Linked DNA regions of Mus musculus: region 1 is linked to region 2. A link is a loop called in an ENCODE intact Hi-C map of the cell type or tissue named here. Cell type or tissue: left cerebral cortex. All regions are shown on one strand. Links, peaks and the distances in the headings refer to the core of each region. The heading gives the core; the rest is flanking DNA.

The links. A loop is a pair of places that touch in the nucleus more often than their neighbours do. Peaks named below come from ENCODE experiments on the same cell type or tissue, not always from the same donor. Only the 100,000 strongest peaks of a DNase experiment are listed, where the experiment ranks them.
Region 1: a loop joins it to region 2, with 11 times the contacts of the local background. A loop is called at or near these places in 18 of 42 quality-filtered maps.

Annotation. Positions count from the first base shown.
Region 1 is chr3:105,047,839-105,058,078 of GRCm38, forward strand. It overlaps Cttnbp2nl (CTTNBP2 N-terminal like), which reads right to left and starts at 5,115. Exons shown (of 6, transcript NM_001163332.1): 1 at 5,062-5,115. In left cerebral cortex, for the core only: no CTCF peak of the experiment used is centred there; DNase peaks (open chromatin) are centred at 2,169, 4,271, 4,558, 5,236 and 3 more places; H3K4me3 peaks cover 3,349 bases; H3K27ac peaks cover 5,353 bases.
Region 2 is chr3:104,786,638-104,796,877 of GRCm38, forward strand. It overlaps Rhoc (ras homolog family member C), which reads left to right and starts at 2,397. Exons shown (of 5, transcript NM_007484.2): 1 at 2,397-2,446; 2 at 5,252-5,415; 3 at 5,928-6,048; 4 at 6,263-6,393; 5 at 7,233-7,822. The coding sequence starts at 5,260. The coding sequence ends at 7,406. Mov10 (Mov10 RISC complex RNA helicase) reads right to left here. Exons shown (of 20, transcript NM_008619.2): 16 at 10,130-10,204; 17 at 9,223-9,348; 18 at 9,057-9,145; 19 at 8,688-8,809; 20 at 8,195-8,603. The coding sequence ends at 8,512. In left cerebral cortex, for the core only: CTCF peaks have their summits at 2,063 (motif pointing right) and 5,233; DNase peaks (open chromatin) are centred at 2,092, 2,403, 3,480, 3,879 and 5 more places; H3K4me3 peaks cover 1,930 bases; H3K27ac peaks cover 4,155 bases.

The DNA of each region.
Region 1 (10,240 bases), core at 735-8,734, 260 kb after region 2:
GCAAAACTCTGGTCTTCACACTTATGCAACCAAGCCCGGACTAACTGAGCCAACTCCCCAGCCCCTTGTGCCTTGTTAAAGCAATATATCCTTGCTTCTCTTTCTACCCCTTTCCCCCGTCTCCTGGACTCCACACAAGGTCCCACACATTTCAGTGCTCACTAGGCTCAGAGGCAGGAGTTTTTGTGCTAATTTTCCTTTCTAGTTTACTAACAATTATGGGTTATAATCTTTGTTGCTGAAACAGAATTCTTTTAACAGCAAAGACACATTGAGATGGAATGTGTCAATGCACTTGATACACTGAGTTTGGATAGACTTTGCATTCTTTACTTCAAAGCTACCGTGAAGTCCTGTCTTCAGCCCCCAAACCCTTGCCATCCTCCACCTCCATTCTCAATTTCCCACCCCTATTTCTTTCCCATCCATTTTTGATTGGCCGTCAACTTATTCCTTTTAGATCAACAAGGAAGGTAGTTTTCAAATGCTTTAAATGAAAATTATCATTGAAAATTTCTTAAATCTTATAAGCATACCACACACAAACCCATTCAGAAAAGTTGCAGAGTGGCAGGCATCTGGAACAACTGGTGGTAACCTGTCTCTTGCCTTTGTTTTACACACACACACACACACACACACACACACACACACACACACGATCTGAATGCACAGCTATATGCTCTCAAAAAAAAAATCATTGGCTCAGATGTGTTACATTATGACCTGTACAACTCTGTTTTCCTCAACCCAGGGACCTCAGCTATTTAGATCTTATTTTATTAAGTGTATGAGTGTTTTGTCTACAGCGTCCATAAGTGCTGGTAGACATCAGAAGAAGATGTTGGATCCTCTGGAACTGGAGTGAAGGATGGTTCTGAGTTTCCGTGTGTGTGCTGGGATTGAAGCTGGGTCCTCTGTAAGAGCACTAAGTGCTCTTAACCACTGAGTGTCTCTCTAGCCCAAACCGTAGCTATTTACAGACAAATTTAAAACAAAACCAACCAACAAACACTACTTCACTTTTGCTAAAGTAGACCTTTTAGTATCTTTTCTCTTCTTCCTCTCTTTCACTTGGACTAGTAGGTAGTCTCAAAGGAGAGCCTCTTGCCTCCCCTCCAGAGAGCAGAAAGGGGTGTGTACATTAATTTCCATAACTCACGCGCCAAGTGCTAATAACAACAATGTTCATAATAGTATCTCTCAATGACCATTTCCTAAGAGGCACCTTGCTTAGTAGACCTATACAAACATGCTGGCAGTAGGTTCACACAATCTTTAAAACCAGAAAACTCTTCTGTTTCTAGCTCACAACTGAAGGGCTCTGAACTAGAAACAGCCTCTCTTCACCTCATGCCACTCAACATCAGTCCAATGGCAGTCTCTGAGAAACACCACAGAAAAGCTGAGAATTCAAACTCTTGTAAGAAAACCAACCGGGAGCCCCATCAGTGTGATTCTGATTTGGCACAGACCTGTAACAAATCAGGGATATGGCACTCACCAAGAGAATCTGAATGACTACTGTTAAGGACCCATGAAGTCCTGTGTACTGTTAATACAACTGGGAGTAAATAAAAGCACAAAAATTGGGATTGTCGGTATGGCTCAGGTGGAAGGTTTGAAGTTCAAGCCCCATCCAGCACAGGATTAAGAGAAAAGCACGAAACAACCCCCCCCCCCCCAAACCCTTAAAGGAGAGCAGCTGTCTTAGTTTGGTTTCTATCGCTATACTAAAACACCACTCAGCTATTAAAAAGAATGAATTTATGAAATTCCTAGGCAAATGGATGGACCTGGAGGGCATCATCCTGAGTGAGGTAACACATTCACAAAGGAACTCACACAATATGTACTCACTGATAAGTGGATACTAGCCCAGAAACTTAGGATACCCAAGATATAAGATACAATTTGCTAAATGCATGAAACTGAAGAAGAACGAAGACCAAAGTGTGGACACTTTGCCCCTTCTTAGAATTGAAAACACCACAATCAAAAGCAACCTGGGAAGGAAAGGGTTTACTTCCTCTTACAACTCTCAGCTCACACTCTATCACTGATGGAATTCGAGGCGGCAGGAACTTAACGTGGAAATCTGGACTGAGAAAATGAGGCAGAAGCCATCGAGGATTAGGAACACAATTTACCCACTTGCTCAGCCAGTTTATAACACTCAGGCCCCAAGCCTAGGGAGAGCACCGCCCAGGGTGGGCTGGGCACTCTCAACAACAATCATCAATCAAGAACATGCCCTACAGGCTTGCCCACAGGCCAATCCGGTGAGGGCATTTTTCTCAACTGAGTTTCCCTCTTTCCAGATAACTCTAGCTTGTGTGAAGTTGACATAAACTAGCCAGCACACTAGGGTCAAACCAAATACCCAGAAACTAAAATAAAAATTAACCAATAGTTCCTAACATGTTCTTCAGAACTCACTCCATCCCCATTAGGTCAGATTCTTGTACATATATATCTTTAAAATGACTACAATTGATCATGTTTATAAGTATGGCTCAGAATTCATGACAGTAAAAAAGAAATTATATACAGCACCTAACCAGAGGTATTTTCTCATAGGAAAGTCAATATTTTAGCCACTTCAGATATTGCAATTTCCTATTATGTCAGATATGGAAAAATCAAATTACACAAAGACAAGAAGGCAGATGGTTTAAACTAACAAGATGTGCCATACTTTATTAGATGTTATCTGTCTTAGTTTGACTCTTAGGTGAGAACTTTAGACTAAATTCAGTGTTCGTATTGGGCACTGTGGAAGCTACAAAGACTTCATGCAGTCTAAGAATAATTTAACGAAATGCACTAAACACGCACATACACGCACACGCACACGCACACGCGCACACACACACACACTGTCTGCACACAATGCTTTTCTTCATCTAACATGACCAAAAATGACACTGAAATGGTTAGAGGAACGAATTCTCCCAGAGTTGAACATCGGAGTACACGCTGTAATCCCAACAGGAACGGGAAAGCCACCCTGGGCTACATAATCTTCAGAAACATAGCGAGACACAGTGCTCCACTCTTGATTAAATAAAACAAACCCTCCAGATCCAAAGGTATATCAAACAGGTCTTGTTTATTGTGCCAAAACATCAATGAGATTACTCTGCTTCTCCTGTTTGTCCAGGCCCTGGAAATCACTGCTCCCTGGGTCTCCTGACGTCTCCTACCTTAGTTTATTTCCCTTCTCTACTCAGGTAATGAGACACATCTTTTAGGGCTTTCCTGTTTTACTTCTAGGGTTTTTTTTTTTTTAAACCCCTGCTGCTATTTCTGGGATAATGTATCTCTCCCTCCTATGGCAATAAACTTTGTGTTTGTGGGAGAGACCCTGCATACAGTTTCTTCTTTGTGCTTCCTCTCACTACATATCTGGAAACAATCATGGAACAGATCTGCAGCCCCCTAGAGTGGCTCTGAAACCTAGGAACCTGACTACTCAAAACTAATTACCTTCAGGAAGTCTACTCAGGAAGGCTGCAGACAACAGCCACTACAATCACCCTCTCTGATTGCAACTCCGCACCTCGCCTCTATCAGCTATAAATAACCAACAGGAAAATGAACTTGAGATAAAAACTTAAAATGCTAAAAATATGGAAAAATTAATAGGTGGTACTGCTGGCCACAGATGATGACTGGAGATTCAATGACATTAATGTCAGGACAAAATCATTTGTACTTTGCAACTGCTAAAATGCCAAAGACTTTAGTAGATCTTTACAGGGACTCTACAGAGACGTGAAAATTGAATTCCCAAGGCTTTTATCTGCCCTTCTCTCTGAAACTGAAAAGTACCTTTTATTTTAATGCTTTAAATTTTGGTTGATGATGATGGTGTGCTAGACACCACCACATTACATGTATATTCGTTTCCTTTGAGGGTAAAATCCCACTATAAAAGAGGGGTGAGACAGTACTCAGAGGCCACAGGACCAGATTAATTATAAACCTAGCCAACTGAACCTGAATTTTGTTCAAATACTTCCTGTCTTTTGTTTCAACCTGCCATACACCTTCAAGGTTAACTGCAGTTTCCCTGAGCAACGGACCAGCCCACTCCAAATTGGGAGATGGGGACTCCTTCTGCAAAGGCATTTACTGACTCCTCGGCACCATTTCATTTGAAAATATGGTATTATTCAGTGACTGTCAAACAATACACACTGCATTCCTACCCACACAAGGCCAGCTCTGCTGAAAGCTAACACACCCACCTTGCTATGAAATATGCGGATGCTTCCCTACTAAGTTCTCAAGAGAAGAAACCGGGTAGAAAGCAAAATCGAAAGGCAACTCAAACCTAAAAAGCCCCTAAAAGCTGGTTTCTCCCAAAAGAAACAGAAAGGGCAAGAAAGGTACAAAGGGCGATGGGAAGAAGATAATGTATAATTTAAGCCGGGGAGCTTTCAACACTCAGAAAGAGAATACAGGATCTGGGGAGGCTGTAGGAGCAATCACAGGCTGGGGGATGGGAAGAGCTAAAAGAGGGGGAAAGGCCGCTTTGGCTGTTGGAGGTGTCTGTCTGGGTTTCGTCTTTTTTTCTCCCCCTCGCCCATCCCTCATAAGGAAAACGCTGGTTTGTGTGTGTGTGTTTAAATCTTATACAGAACCCTAGTTCTGGACCCACGCTTGCCAGCAGGGACAGATGTGGGAAAGGATGTCTGAATTCGCAGGGATCCAATATAGGGGTGGGGGCTGCAGCCTAGAAAACGGTACCCACCAGTACCACTCTGAGGCTAGGGCTGGGCAAAAGGCGACCTAGAGTGAGACAGGTCAGGAGGAGACCCCTGCTGAGGGGCGGAGGCTAGCGAGAGACAATGAACAATCGTAAAGACCCCGGAGGATGCCGCGACGCCTCCTTGGGGAATCCCGGGATCTGGAGGCGGCGGCCCCGCCCCCTAGGGGGACCATCCCTACCCCGACAGGGACTTCTGCTGAAAGCCACTCACGCTCCGGGCCAGGAGGCTCTCTCGGAGACCCGGCTCCCCCGGCACCGCAGAGCCCCGAGCCCACGCTCCGTACCTGGCCTCGGCGCTCCGGGATCCTTCCCCGCCGCCGCCTCCGCCGCCCGCTCCCCATCCCCAGCCTCCCAGGACCCGCCCCTTACCCGCCGGCGGCAGTGACAGGCAGATACCCTCGCCAATCATAGCTTTACCCTTGCGGCTCTGAAACCAATCCTCGCCGCCTGAAGGCGGGGCTTCTCCAAAGTCATCCCGGCTCCTCCTGGGGCCGCAAGATCCCTTTTGTTTGGGAGAGCCAGGCTGGGATTGAGCTGGCGTCACTTCCGGGAGGAAGTACCCTCCTCTGGTCCGCTGGAGTCTGTGCTCGCTCTGGTCTCCGCCCGGGTTCTGCAACTTTTCAGGACCCTGGGAACACCTTGTGGTGGCTTAATTGAGGGTTTATCTAAAATGTGAATAAAAGAAGTGAGTTTTAGCGTTTGTTTTCGAATTAGTATTGAAAACCTAGTAACGTGTCTTCTTTGCCCCCCCCCCCTCTCTCTCTCTCTCTCTCTCCCTCTCTCTCTCTCTCTCTCCCCCTTGGGTGTGGTGCTGGAAAGCAAGGGCGCAAGACCATCTTCTTTACCACATCACACTATGTACACAAAGGGAGACGCTGGGGTGGAAGCACCTGGTAGAGAGCATAACCCCTACCGACTTGCCTTTCAGGGCAAAGCCAAATAGCTGCAAACTTACCTGGTGTTTCCCCACACTGTGCTTGCCATTCATGTATGTGGGGGGCTATTTTATATGTTTGGGCCCCGTCATACCGTGGACCATGCATTTGTAACGAAGCCGAAACGGAACAGTAGGATGAGGGGAAATGGCTGGCCTCTTGAGCACAGGAATGCAGATCTTAGTGATAGAAACAAGACCTGGAGGGAAGAGATTGCACTCTACCATACATAGCCTGCACTTCAGCACCACAAGTGACTGAACTGTTTAAATAGCCGCATTGCTTTAAAGAACTTGTAACACGTACATATAAGAACTCAAGTATTTGAGTGCACAAGTAACATATTACGCGGAATACATTATTCCTAATTTTCACAATATTCAGCAAGAGACTATTAGGGACACACACACACACACACACACACACACAAAAAGCCCTCTGCTCATGGTTCTCAACCTGTGGGTCACGACCCCCTAGACAACCATTATAAAAATATCTACATTACAATCTAGAACAGCAAAATTACAGTTATGAAGTAGCAGCGTAATTATGTTTGAGGGAGTCACTATAACATGAGGAACTGTATTAAAGGACAGTAGCACTAGGAAGGTTGAGAACCACTGCCCTAGGCAAACAGCCCTCGAGACAGGTACAGTTTACAGTCTGGGTAAAGAGATACCCAGCCCAAGTAATCACGGTTTAGAGGAAGTCAAACAGTATTTCTTGTCCACACAGCGCTTCGTTCATCCATATACTATCTGTGTCAGTGCTGTGTGGGAAGACTGTCTTACCCTGCAATGTGGATAGCACTGTAAGAAATTAAGATGAGAAGACGAAGTCAAAGAAACCAAGAGAACCGGAGGAAGGCTATAGAGTTAAGAACTGGAAAAGAAAAATGACAAGAATAACACCAAATCTGTGCCACAGTCTGCTAACCAGCCACCAGTTTCCACCGGGGGTGGGGGGGGGTGGGGGGTGGGGGTGGGGGTGGTGGGGGGGCCTGTTGAGAGGGAAGGGTGGTGATTAGCATAGCAGCAGAGTAAAGCCAGCAACTCCATTGCAGGCTTGGAGACAGCATGCAGAGATGCTACAGTACAGCCCCCGTGCTTGTGGAACAATGACCTAGAGCACTAAGAGTTTCGCAAAGACAGCATGCTCTGTATTCAGAAAGACAGCCTTGTTGGATAGGGTGTGCACACCTGTAAATCCCATCCTGTGGGAGATGGAGGCAGAGGAGAAGCAGGAATTTGAGATCCTTCTTGGCCACACAGTGTGCTGCAGACCACCATGGCCAAAGGAGACCTCTCAGAATAGGACACAATGTCCGAAGTGATTTAAAGTCACAGTATTAGGTATAGGAATAGTACCACGGAGCCTGAAAAGAATCCATTTCCTCCTCCTTCCTTTGCTTTGCCTGTGGGTATGCACGGAGGAAGTGTCTCATTGCCAGACAATGAGGCAGATGTGGGACAACAGGCTATTTTTCTGCTGGATTCTGACTCACTCCAAGATTTGCTCCAGTGAATCAGCTCGCCCAGCCTTCCTCTCCCTCCCTTTGTAGCTATTAATCCACCACCACCCATTCTACTCCAAAGCTGACCTAATGGAAACAGTACCATGTGACCCACATCCTTTACAGCACCGAGCAGCTCCGGACGGACGCTCCGGGTTCCTTTAAGCCCATTCCTGAGCCAGGGTAGAAAAGCTCAACAGGATGAGGTCATCCTTGCCTTGTAAGACTCAGAGTCCTGAGAATGTTTAGATGGCTTTCAACTTATCACCCCTGGGGTAGTGAACAGGCAGGGCTCTGCGCCTCAGATAACCTTCAGCCTTCAACGGTGTCTGTGAGTTCTGGAACCTTATGACTTAATGTGGAAAACTTGTAAATAAGCTTAGGGTCCTTGGCACGTAGAGCGAGAAAATAGGCTCACAATGTCTTGAATAGGTAAACACGGTCCACCGCGTTCTGGGGTATTTGGTGTAATCAGCTTGTCCATTAATATTTATTAAATGGTTCCCGTGTTCCGGCAACGACTTCATGTCATTTAAGTACTAAAAGATTGCAATTTGGGTCAATTTTTTCCCCCTTTTTTCCTCAATTGGCAAATGCACCGTAGATGTCCTAAGTGTTTGTTGCTGGCCTGGAAGGCCATGGTAGAGCAAAAGAGGTTATACTGGAAATGAAGACAACAAACCCAGGTCTGGTCACTGCCCTGTCATAAACTGTTGTTAACAAATCACCACCGAGTGGGCGGCTTAGAACAACACAGCATGTTCTCTCTGTCTGGAGGCCAGAGGTCTTCAAGCAGTTGTTGACAGGTTGTGTCCTTCTGGGGGCTGTGAAGACACCCATCCCATGACTGTCTCCTGATTTGTGGCTCCAGGCACTCCCTGGCACTTCTTGGCTCTTGCATCACCCCAGTGTCTGCCTCTATCTCGACCTGGCCGCCTTCCCTTTTGCCTCAGTATTTCTTTCTATATGTCCTCCTCTTTCATAAAGACACTTAGACATATGGGACTTAGAGAGCACTATGACTGTTTTCTTTTGTGAGCTGGTGTCTCTTTATATAGACCATGCTGGCCTGGAAATCACAATAGGTGGATGTATAAGCATGTACCCCTGTGCTTGGCTCATCTTAACTCATGATGTTTACGAAGACCCTATTCCAAACTAGTCCACATTCTGAGGATTGGGGTGGACAGTAGTGTTTAGAGGACCAGCTTGGTACTAATCTAGTCGGCAATCTCCTCACTTAATCCTAATCATATATATATATATGTGTGTGTGTGTGTGTGTGTGTGTGTGTATGTGTATCTGTATATGTGTGTGCTTATATATTATATGATATGCTATAATATATAATGGTTTATAGTGTATATTATACCAATTAAATATTAAATTGTGTCCCAGGTACTGTGGAGTTAATTTATATAAAGCACCTGTGTCAGTACCCTAGGAAGAATATTAATATTCCCATTTTTCCAGATTTGGAAAATTGAGTTCAAAGAGGCCCACAACTGAAGAATTGGGTCAAGTCTTTTTCTGAAATGGGAGAACTTTGTAGGTAGACATTTTAAGTGTTTGGGAGGCAATGATAGAGTAAAGGAGGTTGGACTGGCTAAATACAGAGCACACCCTCACAATTACTGTGTTGCATCACCTCTCACCATGCTCAGTGGGTTAGGACAATAGAGAATGCAGCAACATCTTTTCGGTTTGTGGGGCCGGCGAGATGGCTGGGTAAGGGCACCTGCTGCCAAGCCTGACGATGGGAGCTCTGTTCTTGAAACCCAGGTGGCAGAAGGACAGAGTGAACATCTACAGACTGTCCATTAAGTTCTTTTAAAAATTTTTATGAACGAAGACCAAAGTGTGGACACTTTGCCCCTTCTTAGAAATGGGAACAAAACACCCATTGAAGGAGTTACAGAGACAAAATTTGGAGCTGTGACGAAAGGATGGACCATCTAGTGATTGCCATATGCAGGGATCCATCCCATAATCAGCGCCCAAACGCTGACACCATTGCATACACTAGCAAGATTTTGCTGAAAGGACCCAGTTATAGCTGTCTCTTGTGAGACTATGCCGGGGCCTAGCAAACACAGAAGTGGATGCTCACAGTCAGCTATTGGATGGGTCACACTGCCCCCAATGGAGGAGCTAGAGAAATTACTCAAGGAGCTAAAGGGAACTGCAACCCTATAGGTGGAACAACATTATGAACTAACCAATACCCCGGAGCTCTTGACTCTAGCTGCATATGTATCAAAAGATGGCCTAGTCGGCCATCACTGCAAAGAGAGGCCCATTGGACTTGCAAACGGTATATGCCCCAGTACAGGGGAACCCCAGGGCCAAAACGGGGGAGTGGGTGGGTAGTGGATGGGGGGGGGGTGGGTATGGCGGACTTTTGGAATAGCATTGAAAATGTAAATGAGGAAAATACCTAATAAAAATAAAATAAAATTTAAAAAATTTATGTGTATTCGTGGTTTGTCCACATCTACATATATGTGAGGGCATCAGATCCCCTAGAACTGGAGTTACACAGTTGTGAGCTACCATGTGGTTGCTGGGAATTGAACCTGGGACCTCTGGAAGAGCAGCCACTGCTCTCAACCACTGACCCATCTCTCTAGCCCATTATTTAACTTCTACACTCAGGTCATGGCAATGCAAGCACACACACAAATACATGAATAAGCATAAATAATTTTTTTTTTAAAGATTTATTTATTTATTTATTATATGTAAGTACACTGTAGCTGTCTTCAGACACTCCAGAAGAGGGCATCAGATCTTGTTATGGATGGTTGTGAGCCACCATGTGGTTGCTGGGATTTGAACTCCGGACCTTTGGAAGAGCAGTCGGGTGCTCTTACCCACTGAGCCATCTCACCAGCCCACATAAATAATTTTTTATGGGACTTGGTGAGATGACTCAGCAGCTAAGAACACCGACTTCTCCAAAAGGCCAGGATTCCATTCCTAGCACCCACATTTCAACTCACAGTATCAGTTCTG
Region 2 (10,240 bases), core at 953-8,952:
TACTTACCTTTATTTCTTTTCTGCCTTCCTCATCACCACATTAGCACTTTATTACACCAACTTCCTAACTTCAGTGACTCATTGTTATGCCCAGAAGAGAACTAAGGTTAAAGTCCTGAGCATGGCATCTCAGAACCTTCATAATGTGATTCCAGCTACTGTTTCACTATCTTTACCACCCTCCTGCCTCCAAACTCTGGCTTGTCATAGCTCCAACTTAGTTTATATCCCACACTACCTTTTCTTGACTATTTCATCTGCTCTCCAGGACTGAGTACCCTACAGCCCCTAGATGCTGCCAAGGCAATTACCTCCAGGATTATAACTGTCTGTAGGAGGAGCCAATGGGAAGTAGCCATTAAGAGCAGGGGACTCTTTATTTTTTTTTTTTAATTTATTTTTAGTTTCATGTGCATTGGTGTTTGGCCTGCGCATGTGTCTGTATGAGGGTGTTGGAACTGAAACTCCCTGGAACTGGAGTTATAGACAGTTGTGTGCTGCCATGTGGGTGCTGGGAATTGAACCAAGGTCCTCTAGAAGAGCAGCCAGTGCTTTTAACCATGAGCAATCTCTCCAGCCCCAAGAGCAGGGACTTGTAAGTCTGAGTGTTTTGACCCCCAAACACTAACTTCTTTGAGCCTCCACGCCTCATTAAACTGTAGATAACAATAATGCCTCGTAAGAACTAAACATGGTATGGGTGGGGAAGGACAAGGTTCACATAATAAAGCTTCAAGAACTGTTAGCTATGTTCGACTGTCTGTTCTTCATTTAGACTGTAAGTTTGTTTGCTTATTTTTATCTATGTTTTGTTCAAGATAGGGTTTCTTTGTGTAGCCTTGGCTGTCCTAGAATTAGCTAAGTAGTTTTGGGACACTAGGGTGGCCTCAAACTCATAGAGATCCTCCTGCTTTGGTCTCTCAAGAGCTGGGATTAAAGGCATGCACCACCACTGCTGGGCTAGACTATACGTTATCTGAAGGCAGAGTTTCATGGTTAGTACATAGTTTTCAGTTCACATTCAACCAATGTTTACTGAATGAATTCAGAGGCCTGGTGGACAAAACACCCTTCACCTCAGTTATATGATTTATCAAATGTATGGTCCATGCTTCCAATCCTGAGTGAGTGTCTACGTATGTTGTCTGCCTGGATTTGAGACAGCTTCACTCCACAGCCTATGTTGGCCTGGAATTTGTGGTAACTCTGCCCCCTCGGGAGTGCTGAGATGACAGGCATGAACCACCCGGCCAGCTGCACCTGCAGTAGACTCCATATGACATACATTTATTCTGGGAAATACTTGTTGAAACCTATGACGAGCAGAGTTTGGTTGAATGGTACAGAGGGCAGGTAGGAGGGGGAGCATGGCAGGCAGCAGGCAGCCAGCACCTGCCTGGGTGCCTCACAGGCCTGCTTGTAAATTTGACTGATTTAGTTTTTGTAGCCCAGGATGGCCTGGAATTAACTCATAGAGATCCATCTGCCTTTGCTTCTTGTGTGTCATCGTGGCTCACCTCACTGGAAATTCCTGCTGTCACAAATAGTGAGAAACCACTTCTCTGGGCTTCATTTTCTTTACAGGCAAAAGGGAACGGGTATGGGTGAACTTATTCCAGAGTTAGAGACCTGTGTGTTTAAAGTATCCAGCACTAGTAAATAAAGCATTGGTAGATTTCCTTATACACCCATTTCTTTGGCTCTTTATAAGGAAGGAGATACAGGATCAGGTAAGTAACACCTCAGATTGGGATCAACAGCACAACAATACAATAGGAGTGTGAGGTCAGTTTCCAGCTGAGGACACGGCAGCACTTCCAGGAGTGTGCTCTTAACAGGACGTCGGGAAATTCCCAGCGAAGGAAGGAAGGGACTTTTAAGGCGATGGTGGCTGGGGACTGCAGATCACAAAAGGTCTCCAGGGCTCTGGATAGCGTCACGTTGCACTTACTGCAGTGATTCCTGGATAAGAGAGTGGGCAGCTTCTGTATAACCCATCCCCTCGGTCACGGGTAGGGTGTAGGAAATACTGGAGCTTCGAGGTCTGGATGGCCACGCGAGGGCAGCAGTGGCCCTCGCTGACCCCACCCTGGAAGCCGCTCAACTTTCCCGAAGCTGGTCCGCCCCCCACGGGTTGGAAGTGGGGCAGAGGCCGAGTTATCCGGGGTCCCACCCGCCCGCTCACCACCCAGCAATCCAGACATCTCCGGGCACAGTTCCTCCAGCTCCAGCCAGCCCTACGCCCCTTGCCGGGTCCTCAGCCGGGGTGACCTGCGGCCGCCCGGGGCCGGGAGCGGAGGCGGGCCAAGCTAAGGGCCGCCCCCGTCGACCCCCCCCCCCTTCCCTTGATGGACCCGCCCCAGAGCGGTGCTGGAGAGTGGGGCGGGGCCCGGGTCAGTCTCAGCCTCCGGCACTGGCCGCGCAGCTGGAGGCGGTGGAGCCCAAGGTACCGGGGCCCCAGCTGGTGGGTGGCGAGGCGTCGTGGGAACTGACCTCGGAGGAGAGCACTTTCCCGATTCCCGGATCGCTCCGGGAGCGGCTTGGGGGGCGGGGGGTGTTCCGGGCCAGGCAAGAGAGAGCGCCCCAAGCTGTGGGCCAGGCGCTCTAGCCTTCCAAGCTCTCGAACCAGAGCCCAGAGTCCTTCCCTTTCTGAGTCTTTCCTTTCTGGACCTCCCTAGCTGGGCCAGGGACACACTTAGATCTCCGTGAGCGACTCAACCCAGACGCTCCAGTTCCGGGCAGGGAGTAAGAAACAGGGCCTCAGGCTGGCTAGGGGTGGGAGTTCTGGCCTGGGATGGGGAATGGCGGGAATAGGGATGGGATGTGACCACTGGAGGCTGCTACTGCTTGGCGGGTCTGGACGCCGCCCTAGACGGGTTTTGGAGCTGATCTGAGCTGAGAGGTTGAGAAGACTAGGAAAGATCCCGCTCCTGTGTTGTGTATATGTGTCTGAGAGTGAAGGGGGGTGGGGAAGAACAAAACACCCCAATCCCCAACTCTTCCTCGTACCCTCTTGGGAAGTTAGGGAGTGTTAGGGAATTGGGCTGAAAGCTGGAGTCCAGCTCTTCCTTGACTTCTGGCTTTAAAGTTAAGGAAAAGGTGTTGCCCGAAGAGTGATTCCTCGCCTAGATCTCGGGGGGAGCAGAGTACAAAGGCCTGTTGGATCACCTGGGAAATCAAGAGAATAAGGAAGGCTAGTGGCTTGTCCTAGGGAAGGTCCCAGAAGTTCCAGACCCCTCTCCCGGCCCTGGGTGAAGTTTTCGTTGTCTCTCTTAGGGTTAGTGGGGCAGTTCCGCTGGAGCCGCCTTTCACAGGGAGTGTTAGCCAGGCCATCCATGCCATGTTGGCCTTCGGCCTAATGTCCCGGCTTGGCCTGAGTCCCCAATTATTCTGGCCTAAGCAGAGCCTAGATGCAAAGTCTTCGGAGCTGGAGGCTCTAACACAGCCACGAAGTTCCGGCCTCTGCCTCCCACCATCAGATGCTCAGCCGCCTTGCTGCTGTGGGACAGCCGGGGCTCACGCATGGGGATGTGACTAGTGTTTAAGTGTCCTAGGGATCACGCTCCATCCACACTGCCCACCCTGGCTTGGGGCTGTCCCCGCCAGCCTGTGTACAGCTAGACTGGTTGAATTAATGGGAGTAGGTGGGGAAGTTGGAGGAAATCCTGTGGGTTACCTGGATATACCTCTCAGACCTCATTTTTGAAGGAGATATGCAGCATAGCGAATGCCTTCTTCCCAGTCTTTCGGGGGTACCAGGGAAAGCCCCTTGAGATGGGGGGTGGTAAGTGTGGCTGTGCATACGCAACTCCTATAAATTCTCTGTGACTCATGTCCTCTTTCCTCACATCCCAGTTTTGTGTGTGTGTGTGTGTGTGTGTGTGTGTGTAGGTGTAGGGGAGGGAGGAACCACCCAGGCGCCTGATGCTGAAAAGAATCAGCCTGGGGCTGGAGTACTCTGCTTCCTAAAAGGCAGGCACAGGCCAGGGTTTGAGGTGGTTTGTAGGGAGCTAAGAGTTGAGCAGAGCCAGACAGGATGTGGGACTGAAAGGCAAAGCCAAGTTTGGGGCTGAGCTCAGGTTACTGTGCCCTTCTTAACTGCTCCCTGCCTGGTCAAAAGCTTAGACTGATCCTCACTAGTCCTTTCTTTGGAGGCTCCTCCCAGCCCAGGCTCTGGTTCCCTCCCCCACAGCCTTCGCTTCATCTCTACTCTGTCTGGCATGATCCTTGCCAGGCTGTGTAGGTCTGGAGACCTCACTGACCCGGTCAGCTCCCTGTGGTCTGAACTGCTCGTTCACGTGTGCTGGGGTGTAGGACACATATAAACTCTGAGAAGCTGACTCCTTCCTTATCTTGAGTCACAGGGAGGTGTCTGCTGGGCCTAAGGGTCAGCTGGTCACAAGGAGGAAGGGGCTGTTCCAGAGAGTGGGTGGAGGTGATTCCCGAGTGGGTTTAGCTCCGTCACAGCAATGCTGTGATAGATGTGTGGCTCCCCACAGTGTGGTCATTGTCCCCTGTCAGGGGCTGAGTGACCCAGTGTTGCTGCCAGGCCCAGAAAAGGGGATGGGTGGTGGTGGTGGTGGGGAGGCAGCGGAACAGGCTGCCTGACCGTGAGCTGCCAGGACTGAGCCTTCTTTGTGTGACTTGAGACTTTGGGGAAGGGAAGGGGGTGGGTCAGGGAAGCCAGCCTGCTTCCACTGGCCTCTGGCTTAGCTTCTCCCACTTCTGCTCTCACCTGTGAAGTGCCATGTAGGCAAGACAGACTGCATCACAAAGTCCTGTTTTGAGAGCTGTCCCTGTACTTTTGTCTAAACCACACTGAGCCTCAGTTTCCTGCTTATGTCAGGAAGGCCCGGAGTCAGCGAGAGGGACCCGGGAGATGCTCAGTGGGCGTGGTGCTTGCAAAGCAAGCATAGTCACCTGAGTTTGATTCCAGGACCCCATGCAAAGGTAGACTGACTTGTCTTTTACCACCACATGTGTATGTGCCTCGGCCAATAAAGAGTTTTTTGTTTTGTTTTCAAATGGGAAGGCCACCATCCACCTAACAGGCAGCTGGAGAGATGAAGTTGTAAGGTCTTCTGCCTGCAGGATTGGTTCTTGGCAAGAACAGGCCTTGGCGAACCCTCTTCTCTTCCTTTGCTGGATGCTGTGGTTTCTAGGCAGGCTTGAGGGGGTGGGTGGCTAGATAAGTGTTATTGAATTTACTGGCTTTCCCCTCCTCAAATCCCCACTGCCACCTGCCTGCCAGTTTCAGCCATGGCTGCGATCCGAAAGAAGCTGGTGATTGTGGGTGACGGTGCCTGTGGGAAGACCTGCCTCCTCATTGTCTTCAGCAAAGATCAGTTTCCAGAGGTCTACGTGCCTACCGTCTTTGAGAACTATATAGCCGACATCGAAGTGGATGGCAAGCAGGTGAAAGCCATGTATTTCTTGTTTTCCTGGCTGGGAAGCCTGTTCCCCCAGTCACACGGGGCCCATGGATGTCCTTCCTTACCACCCACCTCCTTCTTTATTTCCCTGCTGGAACCAGCAGAAGTTAGGAAGTGAAACTGGAACTGTAGAAAACCTGGATGCACTATCTGGTTGGACCACATACTGGCTCTGGAATCTGAGCCAAGTCCCTTTTGCCTGTGGGCTTAACTTCTCCCTACTGCAAAATGTGAATGAGAGTGAGACTTCTCCCAAAGGGTTGTCCTAAGAACTAAATGCTGCTGACAGTGGCAGCTCATACTACACCAAGATCAAACCCATCTTAGATCTTAAGAGAAGTGGATCATTGGTTTTGTGACTGATCAATACAACCCAGCACATAGCGAGCAGTTAAGATGTTGTTCAGCTAGCTTATAGGATGAGTGATTTCAGAGGGCCTCAGGGTGGTAGGGTTGGGGCCCTCAGGCCAACTGCTCAATAGCCTTGTGTGTCAGGTGGAGCTGGCTCTGTGGGACACAGCTGGGCAAGAAGACTACGATCGCCTGCGGCCTCTCTCCTACCCGGACACTGACGTCATCCTCATGTGTTTCTCCATTGACAGCCCTGACAGTTTGGGTAAGGCTTTGGAAGAATCTTGGGAGCATGTAGGTCCTGCAAGTCTCCTTTGCTATAGAGACAGTAGCCCTTGGGGTGAGGAGTGTTCACTGCAAAGGGCTTTGAGCTGTGCAAGGTACTGCCTGTTCAGTAGACTCCAGGGCTGCTATAGAAGACCTGGCTTCTGTTGCTAAGTAGAAGTGGGTACATCCACGTTTTGGTGATATCTCTGCAGAAAACATTCCTGAGAAGTGGACCCCAGAGGTGAAGCACTTTTGTCCCAACGTGCCCATCATCCTAGTGGGGAATAAAAAGGACCTGAGGCAAGATGAGCATACCAGGAGAGAGCTGGCCAAGATGAAACAGGTGGGTGGGGCTGCGCTGCTGGTGGTGAGGCAAGTTTCCCAGCCGAGATGCAAACAGCTGATAGCCAGTGGTAGCGGGACTGTGACGTTCATCTGCTGTCCTGTCCGAATGCTGGGAAGAACTAGAAGGGCCCCCAAGTAACTGAAGTATCAGAGAAGCGACTTGCCCGAGGGTGTGGGGGCTGTGTGTTAAGAGTTCCCTGGGGAGGGAGGGCATTATACACTGCTGGGAGAAGGCTCAGAGGGGTGAGTACTCGAGGACTTGCTAAATAACTCTAGCCAGTGGACTGTTTTACTTAGGGGAAGGTAGGCTATCTTGGGAGGCTAATTAAGGCTTTAGGTGGGGGTTCAGTCTCTGTTAGTAAAAGTACTCTGGTAGCTATGTAGTATAGACGAGAACAGTCTCAGCCTGTGGGTCATGACCCCTTTGGGGCTGCATGTTAGATATCCTGCATATTAGGTATTTACATCACGATTCATAACAGTAGCAAAACTACAGTTATGAGGTAGCAACAAAAATAATTTTATAGTGGGGGGGTGTCCCCACAACATGAGGAACTGTATTAGAGGGTTGCAGCACTAGAAGGCTGAGCGCCACCAGACTAGAGAAGACGGAGTATGAAGTCAGTTGGGCAGTAGGTACTTGTTCAGGGGGGGAATGGGTGCCGTAGGGGTGAGGCTGGGCGGGGGAGGGATCAGACAGAATTCTGCAATGGCAACCTGGGTCTTATGTCCCCAGCCTGGAAACTGGCCGTGGTAGCTGGACCTAGGAATTCTGCAGGGCCAGTCTGGAGGATGCTCAGTTACCCCTTCTTTTGACCCTGTATCTTGTCTTATCAGGAGCCGGTTCGATCTGAGGAAGGCCGGGACATGGCAAACAGGATCAGTGCCTTTGGCTACCTCGAGTGCTCGGCCAAGACTAAGGAAGGGGTGCGGGAGGTATTTGAGATGGCCACTCGGGCGGGCCTACAGGTCCGGAAGAATAAGCGCCGGAGGGGCTGTCCCATTCTCTGACTTCCCCAAAGCTTCCTCAACCCTCCCACCCTTCCCTTCCCAGGGGTACAGTTACCCTCCCCCACGCCATCCTTGTAGGACTCCATGCTGCCAGTTTCTTTTTTGGTTCCTTTCTGCCCAGGACTGCATGAGTTTCCCAGCCCCAAGTGGGGGCTGCTAGGCCCTTCCTCCCTGCCTCTGGGAACCGGGCTGGTGCCCTGCCTTTCCTGAGCAGGGCTCCTCCTCCAGAAGCGGTGGTCCAGGGGGTGGGGCTCTTAGTCCCTCTGGCCTTCCCCATATTACACACCAGCACTTTATATATTTTTGGCTCACAGGAGGAGTCTAGGGTAGGGACTGGGGTTTCTGCTTTGGGTAGTAGCCTTGTTATTTGACTTAACTTGGTGGGGACATGAATAAAGGTCAAAGGTTGCACCGTGTGTGGCAGCTTCCTGTCTTTACTGGCCTACCTTGGCTGTGAGCCTGGAGTCCCATCTTTTCCTCTTCATTTCCAAGTTGCTGGCTAGGCTGGGCCCCTGTCTGCTGAGGCAGGGCTGGGGGCGGAGGCAGCAGGGGACAGGGTGGAGTCTAGTACAGGATGAGGTCATGTTTGGCAGACTGCCTGGGTGGGTGAGGGGAGTGGTCTGGACCATTGGCTAAACATAGATGCCTGTGGGTTGGTTCCCTGTCCATCGGGTTTCCTCCCCGCTAAGCAGCTATGAAGGGGCGTGGCTCTAGGCAGAAACCCTCCTGGAGGGTCATCTTGGGGGCACAGGAAGCAAGACCAGGCTGATGAGACACACGCAAGAGGCTTTTGCATAGAACAGCATTTTGTTTTTCTTAAAGCAGCTCAGGGGCAGAGTGCTTGCCTAGCATATTTGAGGCTCTGGGTTCGATCCCCAGCACTGCAAAGGAGAGGGTTTAAAAAAAAAAAAAAGCTTTCTTCCTCCCCCTTCCTCCGAGTTTTAGCAGCTTGGGTTGTCTTCCCTAGCAGAGGAAGGGGCGGAATGGTCTGGGCTGTAAACTTCCCGGCCTTCCCATCTCTTGCAGGGACAGGAGAGCTGGGTTCTGGGTCAGGGATAGGCAGCAATAAGGCTTGGCTGGTGTGAGAAGGCGGGCGGCTGTGGCCTCAGAGCTCATTTCTCCACTCTGGCTCCACTTGTAAGGGCAGGCCCCCTTCACCCTCCCGCTCCTGGGGGAGATTCTGGTGACGGCGGGGCCCTGGGAGAAAAAAAAGAGACATCCTTGGTTATCCTGCCGGCTTCCCACACTTCACCTCCCTGGCCCAGCAGGGCCCATCCATACCTGAGGTAGAGGGGCTGAGTTTGCTCAGACCTTGGAGCAAGTCCTGTCCCTGCTGCAGGTCCAGTTTGGCAGGAAAGGGGCACCCGGTATATCCCCCGTTTTCTTTACAGAACTCCAGGAACCTGTGGGGTTCAGAACATCGGCATGCATGGGGAACTGCCAAGGAGCCGAGTCTGGCGGCCTCTGCTCGGCACTGTCACATCTGAGGCAGAGTTGCTCCACCTCACTTATTAATACAGGGTGGGCATTGTTAACACCAACAGCTCTGAGGACTAAGGGAGAAGTAAGCCAGTGCTTGTCGAGGACAAACCTGCCCCAGGCTGGGGCTCACGGTGGCTAAGAGCAACTATGGGGGCTGGGAACACTTACGTTTTCCAGTCTGGGTCGTGGCCTAGGAGGAGGGGGTTGCCCACTACGATGAGCAAAGCCTTGGCTCGGGTCACAGCAACATTGAACCTCTGGATGGAGGAAGCGGTGATGTCATCAAAGGGACAGGCCCCATGGAAGGACTCACGCCACCCACAAGCCTACCAACCTTGGGGTTCTTAAGGAAACCGAGGTTAAAGTCTAGATCCAGCTGTACAAAGCTCTGGCTGCTTCGGACGGTGGAGATGAGGATGACGCTGCGTTCTTGGCCTTGGAACTCTTCCACAGAGCCCACCTAGAGTGCAGACACAGGGCTTTAAAGATCAGATAGGCCTAGGAGGAACCACGGTGACAGACCTGCTCTAGGGGACAAAGCTGCCAGGGAGGTACAGACAAGACACTGGGTACTTGGAGATGAGTAAGAGAATCGCAGAGCCCGGAAGAGGGCAGAAGGCCTGCTGTGAAGGTCTGTGGGACAGAGCCAGTTATAGGGTGGGGGGCCTGGAAACTGTTCAAAGCAAACGGCACTGTGCTGCAAAGGAACAGAGTGGGAGTTCTCATCCCTGGAGGCAGCCACCAATTTGGTCAGAAATTCTGAGGGAGAGGCCAGTAAATCCTAACTCAGTGGTTTTCAACCCTGGCTCCACATATCACACTCACCTGTGGATCTTTTTAAAAACCATAACAATAAGAACAAACACTCTACCAGAGCCCTGGCTCTGCCTCGGGCAGCTATGTTAATTGTCTGGGTGGGATCCAAGAAGTGGCATTATTAAACTTTAATCTGAATCAGTGTTGAGCCACCCCTCAAGAACAGTTAAACTACGTAGGAGGCTTGGGGCAATATCATGTGACAGGTGTTATCACGTAACAGGAGGGGTTGGTAAAGGGAGTTTGGACTTTAACCTTAGGCAGAGGCCACACACCTGATTAAGGCAGTATGCGTTAACTGGCAGCCTGCCAGGTTCCACCTCAGAACCACCTGGGGGAAACCCCAGTTCCACTTTGAGTAAACAGGGTGGGACAGGACATAGCACAGGCCTAGATAAGGGGAGTATGATCGAGAGTTAGGTTACCTTCAAATCTTTGATGTCATCCAGTCCGCGAAGTTCTCGGTCAAGTTTTGTGATGCAGTAACGGATTTTTTCTACCTGGAGGGAGGAATAGGTGCCCTTCTCTTAGGCCAT